2 separate regions of the Homo sapiens genome follow, and region 1 is linked to region 2. A link is a loop called in an ENCODE intact Hi-C map of the cell type or tissue named here. Cell type or tissue: IMR-90. All regions are shown on one strand. Links, peaks and the distances in the headings refer to the core of each region. The heading gives the core; the rest is flanking DNA. Region 1 has its middle 15 kb from the start of RPS14. Region 2 overlaps TCOF1 (treacle ribosome biogenesis factor 1).

Region 1 (4,385 bases), core at 169-4,168, 56 kb before region 2:
AGAGGTGGGGTCTTGCTATGTTGCCCTCACTGGTCTTGAACTCCAGGGCTCAATTGATTACCCAACCCAGCCTCCAAAATGCCGGGATTATAGGCATGAGCCACCGCACCCGGTCTGAAGATTTGTATTTCTAAGTTCCCAAGTAGTGCTGATGTTGATGGTTCAGAGACCACATTTTGAGAACCACTGGGCTTGGTGACTACTGGACTTTTCCGTTCAGGTCACTGCTGTCCCAGCACCTGAGACAATGCGTACCTGGTATCATATAAATATTTATGACTCATATTACAAGTATTACCTCATTCAGTCGCTTTGAGGTAAGTACTGTTATTATCAAAATTTAACATGTGAGGAAACTGAGGGTCAGAGAGGTTAAGTGACTCGTCCAGGGGCACACAGCTGGAAAGGGGCAGGAGCAAGGATTCAAACTTACATACGCTTGTCTATAACCACAGACCGTGCCCTTAATCGCCACACTCTTTCACTTCTAGCAGGCTGGGGCTCAGTGCAATCAGGCTACCAAGGAAGTCGAGGAGGAGGAGGACCCGCCCTGTCTCAGCATCTCTTCAGAGGGCTGGGAAGTACACGGTAGCAGAGTCCTGCCCCTGAAGGGAGCCCCGTTGCCGTGGGAGCTTACATCAGTCATATATAGGTGGCCACCAGGTGGCAGCATTGTTCTGACAGGAAGCCGCGTGCTGCCTTGCTGTCTTAGTTCTGATCTGGGTTCTGCCACCCCTGGTTCAGTGGCCCTCAGCCTATCCATTTCTTATGTGCCTCCGTTTCCTCATCTTTACAAAAAGGAGATTGCATCTCTGTGATCTCTGAAGAGCCCTTGCACCTCAGATGCCATGTAAAAGAGAAAGGTGCAGCCAGTGGAATTCAAATGCTCCCAAACCAAACCAGATCTCCTCCCCCCCACTGAAAACAACAATAAAACCCACTAGAATTAGCACCAAAGAAATATGATGCAAGCCACAGAAGTGAGCCACAGGTGTAATTTCAAATTTTCCAGTAGCCACACTGATAAAGTATCACAAAATGACATTAATTTTAATAATATATTTCATGTAACCCAATATGTTCAAAATATTTTCATTCCAACATATAATCAATATAAAAATTATTAAGATGTTTTACTTTTTTTGTGTGAAGTTTGAGATCCATTGTACTTTTTTTTTTTGAGACGGAGTCTCTCTGTCACTCAGGCTGGAGTGCAGTGGCACAATCTTGTCTCACTGCAACCTCTACCTCCCGGGTTCAAGCAATTCTCCTGTCTCAGCCTCCCAAGTAGCTGGGATTACAGGCACCCACCACCACACCTGGCTAATTTTTGTATTTTTAGTAGAGACAGGGTTTCACCATGTTGGTCAGGCTGGTCTTGAACTCCTGAACTCAGGTGATCCACCCGCCTCAGCCTCTCAAAGTGCTGGGATTACAGGCCTGAGCCACTGAGCCCGGCTGGTCCCTTATATATTTCCACTTATAGCACACTTCCATTTGGACTAGCCACATTTCAAGGGCTCAACCACCATGTGTAGCTAGTGGCTGCCATGTTAGACAGCACAGCCTTAGATATTAATGCCAAACATTTATTGAGGTAGGTACTATGCCGAGTGTTTTACATGCATTCTCTTTTTTTTTTTTTTTTTTTCCGAGACAGAGTTTCGCTCTGTCACCCAGGCTGGAGTGCAATGGCACTATCTTGGTTCACTGCAACCTTCGCCTCCCGGGTTCAAGCGAGATTCTCCCCTTCAGCCTCCCGAGTAGCGAGGAGTACAGGCACCTGCTATCATGCTGGCTAGTTTTTTGCATTTTTAGTAGAGACGGGGTTTCACCATATTGGCCAGGCTGGTCTCGAACTCCTGACCTCATGATCCACCTGCCTCGGCCTCCCAAAGTGCTGGGATTACAGGTGTGAGCCACTGCGCCTGGCTGCATTCTCTTAATCAATCTTCACAACATGCTATGAAGCAGGCAAGATTATTATTATTATTAGTCCTGTTTTGCAGATGAGAAAACTGAGGCTTGCTTAGGGAGACTAAGTGCCTCAGCCAAGATCACACAGCAAGTAAGTGGAGGAGTCTGGATTTGAACTTAGCTCTGCCTGGCTCCGGAGTCCGGGCCCTTCATCATGACATCATCCTGCCCTGATGGCAGATGCTTAGGGTATGCTGTCAGAGAGGCCTACCGACAGGGATTCCAAATCCAAGTAATGCAAATTCCTGGGAGTAAACAATCAGGCCTGTCAGGGCAGGAGGGGAGGCCCTGAAGCTACATTCTCCCACCCGCCGCAGTTGTGTGTCTGGCAAAGTTGAGCTTGCCTGGCAAACAACCAATGACTCTGACAAGAAGAAACCATGATCTTGGGGAAATTATGTTTGCATGATGAAAAATGGAACTTGCAAAAAGAAAATCTGGCATCAAGTGGCCGGGTGCAGTGGCTCAAGCCTGTAATCCCAGCACTTTGGGTGGCCAAGGCAGGCGGATCACTTGAGGTCATGAGTTCAAGACCAGCCTGGCCAACATGGTGAAGCCCTGTCTCTACTAAAAAAAAAAAAAAAAAAAAAAAAATTAGCCAGGTGTGGTGGCAGTCATCTGTAATCCCAGCTACTTAGGAGGTTGAGGCAGGAGAATTGCTTAAAGCCAGGAGGTGGAGATTACAGTGAGCCGAGATCATGACACTGCACTCTAGCCTGGGCGACAGAGGGAGACTCCATCTCAAAAAAAAAAAACAAAATAAAACCAAAAACTCTGGCATCAGGAGAAAATTAAAATTGAGAAATGGACTAGGGTGGCTCACGCCTGTAGTCCCAACACTTTGGAAGGCCAAGGTGGGCGGATCACTTGAGCCTAGGAGTTCGAGGCCAGCCATGGGGAGACTCTGTCTCTACAAAAATACCAAAATTACCCAGGCATTGTGGTGTGAACCTGTTGTTCCAACTACTCAAGAGGCTGAGGTGGGAGGATGGCTTGAGTCCAGGAGGCAGAGGTTGCAGTAAGCTGAGATGGAATCACTACACTCCAGCCTGGGTGATGGAGCAAGACTCTGTCTCAAAAAAGAAAAAGAAAAATTGAGAAATGCAGAACAATAGGAATAACCTGCAGGTGAGTGCGAAAGAGGGTAGAATTCCAAGGGACAGAGCTAGACCTAAAGTATGGAAGTTACAGGGAGGCAAGCTGTGGTGCGACATTAGGGAAAATAGCACTAACTAGACTGACGATGTTATACAGCTGAAATTTATTAAGCACTTATCAAGCAACTTAAATGTAGCAGCTTATTGGCTGGGTGCGGTGACTCACGCCTGTTATCCCAGCACTTTGGGAGGCTGAGGCGGCTGGATCACCTGAGGTCAGGAGTTTGAGACCAGCCTGGCCAACATGGTGAATCCCAGTCTCTACTAAAAATACAAAAGTTAGCCAGGCATGGTGGTGCACACCTGTAGTGCTAGCTACTCAGGAGGCTGAGGCAGGAGAATCACAAGAACCCAGGAGGCGGAGGTTGCAGTGAGCCAAGATGCCGTTGCACTCCAGCCTGGGTGACAGAGTGAGACTGTCTCAAAAAAAAAAAAAAAAGTAGCAGCTTATTTAATTCTCATACTCACAGTAGGAAGTAGCATGCAAGTAGACCATCAGAGGTGTAAGGAAGTAGATACTGCTATTATTACCCTTTTTGTTTTTGTTTTTTTAGAGACAGGGTCTTGCTCTGTTGCCCAGGCTGGAGTGCAATGGTGTGATCACAGCTCACTGCAGCCTCAAACTCCTGAGACTATCAGAGATGTGAGGAATTAGGTATTGCTATTATTACCTTTTTCTATTTTTTTTTGAGATGGAGTTTTGCTCTTGTTGCCCAAGCTGGAGTGCATTGGCACCATCTCAGCTTACAGCAACCTCCACCTCCCAGGTTCAAGCAATTCTCCTGCCTCAGCCTCCCAAGTAGCTGGTATTTACAGGCGTCTGCCACCTTGCCCAGCTAATTTTTATATTTTTAATAGAGACAGGGTTTCACCATGTTGGCCAGGCTGGTCTCGAACTCCTGACCTCAAGCGATCCGCTCACCTCAGCCTCCCAAAGTGGTGGGATTACAGGCGTGAGCCACCACACCTGGCCTGCCTCTTTTGGTTTTGTTTTTTCAGAGATAGGGTCTTGTTCTGTTGCCCAGGCTGGAGTGCAGTGGTGCGATCATGGCTCACTGCAGCCTCGAACTCCCAGGTTCAAGTGATCCTCCTGCCTTAGCTTTCAGAGTAGCTAGAACTATAGGCATACACCACCATGCCTGGCTAATCAAAAAAAAATTTTTTTTGAGATGGAGTCTGGAGTGCAGTGGCGCAATCTTGGCTCACTGCAAGCTCCGCCTCCCAGGTTCACGCCATTCTCCTGCCTCAGGC
Region 2 (4,385 bases), core at 153-4,152:
TGTCATCCTACACTTCTGTAGGATGTAGCAAGCCCTGCTATCTTCTGCAAGCAGACAGAGGGAATTGTTCAGATTTTCTTTCTCCCCACTCTCCAGGGTCCAGGCTTTGCACTAAGCTAGACAAGCCCTGCCTGAGAAGATGCGCCTGCCTATGTGAGGCTCCGGGCCAAGGTGCAGGATGAGACTTCCTCCATCTCTCCAGGACCTCAGGGGGACCTGTGCCACACTCCAAGCTTCCCTGGGACTCTGACAGGGAGAGTCATTTTGTATAACGTTAACGTATGCACAATAACTAACATGTAGATTCTTGGTCTCATATGCCTTGGTGGGAAATACTGGCCTAGCTTATAGAGCTGGTGGAGACCTCGACCTAGATATAGACCCAGGACACTTTTAGCTACGGAAGTCTTCGTTTGGGGGGTTTTAGTAGCAGGTTTTACCTAAGGAGATGTGGATGACAGCAGACGGAGGAGGGCATGGTGGAACTGGAGCCTTAAGCCTTAACCTGGCCTTCCTTTCTTTTCCTTACCTGGCCCTAAACCCTGGTTTTTCACTTTTCTTTTTTTTCTTTTTTTTTTTTTTTGAGACAGTCTCACTCTCATCACCCAGGCTGGAGTGCAGTGGCATGATCTTGGCTTGCTGCAGCCTCCGCCTCCCAGGTTCTAGGGATTCTCCTGCCTCAGCCTCCCGAGTAGCTGGGATTACAGGCACCCGCCACCATGCCCAGCTAATTTTTATATTTTTAGTAGAGACGGGGTTTCACCATGTTGGCCAGGCTGGTCTTGAACCCCTGACCTCAAGTGATACATCTGCCTCGGCCTCCCAAAGTGCTAGGATTACAGGTGTGAGCCACCACGCCCAGCCCTATACCCCCGTTCTGAGGAGTGAGTGTTGGTGGCTCAGAGGCCTGGCAAGTCTTACCTGGGCAGAGGTCACAGCTGCCGGTGCCTCCCCATCACTGTCTGATTCCTCGCTGCTGCTCCCTGAGTCATCCTGCTTCCCTGCCTGGGCAGCCGAAGGCCCTGTCTTCCCAGGAGGTGTTGGGGCAGCCCCTTTCCTGGGGGACTCCTTGGCAGGAGCCAAGGCAGCTCTGATCTGGTGGGTCTTCCCTGAAGGCTTCACCTGGAGGGAGAAACAGGATGAGAGGAGAGAGCCTGGAGGGTGGACGTGTGAGAAGACAGGAGCTGGATGTGGCAAAGGTGTTACATCCCATGTAGGGGATGATCTCCATTCCCTCCCCCTCACCTGAGCCAGCGTCTCCGCCTCCTCCTCACTGTCTGACTCCTCCTCACTGCTCCCTGAGTCCTCCTCTGGCCCTGTCTGGGCCTGAGCTGCTGTAGCCACGGCCTTCCCCACAGATGGCACAGATGCTGGGCCCCTCGCCAAGACGGTACTGTTCTGGGGGTTTCTCACTGGTGGCTTCACCTGAATTGCAGGGGGATAATAGTATTGGAGGCAAAAGTGATTCCTTTCAGGTCCCACTCCCCACTATGGCACAACTCTGGGTGGGTGGCCTGCCCATGCACGCACCTTCTCCTGGCTGGGCTCAGTGACTGGTCCTCCTCTCTACCCCAACCCTCCACACCTCCTGTGGCTTCTGGCCCCACTTGCCTTGGATGGAGACCTCTGCTTGGCTTGAGCAGCTGCAGTGACAACTTTTCCAGGGGCTGAAATTGTCCCTTTTGCTGAAGGTGCTCTGGCGGCAGCTGGGTTGGCTTTGGCCTGGGTTTTCTTTACTGAGGTTTTCACCTGAGTGGAGAAAAGGGAATTAAGGAGGGAGAAGGTGAGATTGAGTAAAGCAGCTAGCCAAGAATACAGACTCTGGAGCTGGAGCCCGAGTCTGGATTCTGGCTCCTCCATGCAATAGGCGTGTGAACCTGAGCTCATCACTTGATCTCACTGGGCCTCAGTTCAGTCCTCTATCAAATGGAGATAATAATAAGGCCCACCTACGGGTTATGATGAAGACTAAATAGGAGATTCAGAGTTTAACATGATGTCTGGAACATAATAAACACTCAAACTCATTGTGCGTGCCTTCCTTAGCATTAGCTAAGCACAAGACTACCTAAAACAGATGTTTTCCAGGCTCCCTTTCAGCTAGGTGGCAATGTCATTAAATTCTGGCTCATAGGATGTAAGTTGAGTGCCATAAAAGGTCAGAAACATGTCTCTTCCTCCTCCAGGCTAGATGGAATGCTGAGGTCAGAGCTGGAGCTCAAGCAGCCACGGCAGAACAAGATACTTGTTGTTTAAGGTTTTCTTCAGCTTAATCTAGCCTTAACCGATATCCAGAGAACCCCCAAAAGGCCTGTCAGGGATTCCAACAAATAGAAGGAGAACAAAAAAAAAGGGAAATTCCCAGAGTGAGATCCTTAACAGGAGTGACAGCAAGCCTAATGTGAAACAGAATGAGGACTCTGGCAGCATCTCAAGGCCCCTGCCTCACTCAGGGATGGCATCTGGTCAGTGTCAGAAAACAACCCCATCCCCCAGCATTCCTCAAACACATGAGGTCAAATGAGGTGAAGAATCAGGACTTCAAGAAGATTCCCTACAGTGTGGACCAAGTATGACTCAGGCCGAGGTGCTCATCAGTAGAGCACGTAAATCCTCCAGAGGGGAGCCATGTTTTCCACAAGAAACAAGACACAAGACTGACTTGACCTAACAAGTCTCAATACACAAAAAAGGATTTAAATCATACAAAATATGTTCTCCAACCACAATGTGACTAAATTAGAAATCAACAAAAAGAAACCTGGGTAATCCCAGATATTTGGAAATTAAACGGCTTACTTCAAAATAGCCCATGGTTCAAAAAATAAAAATAAAACACCCACCTCATGGTACAGGTGGGAGGCTCAGAAGGGAAGACAAATATTTAAGTGAGCTGCATAATGAAACTCTGTAAGGCATTGGGTCTGGAATGTGCCTGCAGCTTGGGAAAGAGTAGAGGCGGCTCTGGAAGGGGCCCCTGCAGAGCTTAAAAACCTCAATGGAGGAATTCTAGAGCCCTGAGGTCCCACAAGTCAACGAGAGGAGGACAAAAAAAAATCAGTAGAAATGTGTGCTCTGGTACAGAGAAAAAAGAAATGACTAATTTCTGAGTGGTTACAGAAAAAAACAGAGCGACAATTAAAAATAATAAACAGTGGGTGGGTGAGTGCAGGGAGTGAGCCATCTTCTCTCAGCTCTTCCAGGCTTGGAGACCTCACTCCTGATCTGTTCCACATTAGCCTGGCCCATCGTCAGGGTGACAGAGACAACTTGCTGTGTGCAGCTCCCTTGCTGGGTGTAGCAGGTGAGATCTCACCTAAATTCTCACCCAAACCTGTGAGGGCTGATTTCCTGTTTATAGGAGAGTAAGGGCTCTGAGGGCTTACAGCACTTGCCAGGCTGTGGAGCTGAAACTTGAACCCAGGCGGTCTGGCTCTAAACAACTGCCAGCCATCCCACCACAATGTGCCGCCTGTGGCAAGGCACCCAAGCCAGGCACTCTCTCATTCCCTGGCCTCGCACAGACTGCTTCCTCTGCCTGGAACACTCTCCCTGCCCATTTCACCTGGCCAACTCTTTCAGCCCATGGCTCAGATGCTGCCACCTCCTGTAAAAGGCCTAGATGCTCTCACCTGTCATGCTGCGCAGCCCAGGCTCACACCCTCTATCTCAACCCCATCGCTCCACACTGCAGGAGCATGTCCATGCTCCACAGAGACAGGACTTCCCTGAGGAACAGCGCCTCAGCAACCCCAGACAAGGGCAGCACCTGGCAGGGTGGGAACTCCAGAGCTTGTGAAAACCACAGGGAATCAATCAGCAGGAGGACCTCAAAAGGCAAACAAGACAGAGACCCTGGAGCTCTGATGGGCAGAGGAGACATGGAGTGAAAGATAGGGAAGGAAGCTGTGTTGAGGCTACCTCTGAGGCTTCTGCACACCTGCAGGCAACACTAGCCCCCAGTCAAGCCCATCCTCAGCCCTGGCTCAGGAACAGGTGTGGGTGGGATGGGCCTGCTCCTTCTAGGCCTCACCTGTGCTGGAGATGCAGCTGCTTCCTCACTGTCTGATTCCTCCTCACTGCTCTCAGAGTCTTCCTGCTTTTCAGCTTTCACCTGGGTGACTGTAGGCCCCGTCTTCCCAGGGAGTACTGGAGCAGTCCCTTGCCCCAAGGACCCCTTGACAGGCACTGAGGCTGCTTTCACCTGGAGGCCTTTCCCCACAGACTTTGCCTGGGATGACAAGGGGAAGAGAGGTGTCTCCAGGAGTCCAAAGGACCACGTAGGGGCGGCCCTGAGGCCCGCCCAGAAAACACAGGCCTCACCTGTCCCACGGTTACTGCAAGACCTGTCTTCTCTTCCTCACTATCTGATTCCTCACTGCTTG

Evidence for each region. Peaks named below come from ENCODE experiments on the same cell type or tissue, not always from the same donor. Only the 100,000 strongest peaks of a DNase experiment are listed, where the experiment ranks them.
Region 1: a loop joins it to region 2, with 6 times the contacts of the local background. A loop is called at or near these places in 1 of 110 quality-filtered maps.

Annotation. Positions count from the first base shown.
Region 1 is chr5:150,432,532-150,436,916 of GRCh38, reverse strand. No RefSeq gene overlaps it. Among named protein-coding and RNA genes, the nearest start is that of RPS14, 15 kb to the left of the region's middle. In IMR-90, for the core only: a CTCF peak has its summit at 661 (motif pointing right); DNase peaks (open chromatin) are centred at 666 and 2,236; H3K27ac peaks cover 191 bases.
Region 2 is chr5:150,376,269-150,380,653 of GRCh38, reverse strand. TCOF1 (treacle ribosome biogenesis factor 1) reads right to left here. Exons shown (of 27, transcript NM_001371623.1): 13 at 4,324-4,385; 14 at 4,034-4,231; 15 at 1,612-1,749; 16 at 1,246-1,425; 17 at 922-1,122. Among named protein-coding and RNA genes, the nearest start is that of TCOF1, 21 kb to the right of the region's middle. RefSeq lists an enhancer at 3,421-3,943. In IMR-90, for the core only: no CTCF peak of the experiment used is centred there; DNase peaks (open chromatin) are centred at 2,503 and 3,153; H3K27ac peaks cover 3,223 bases.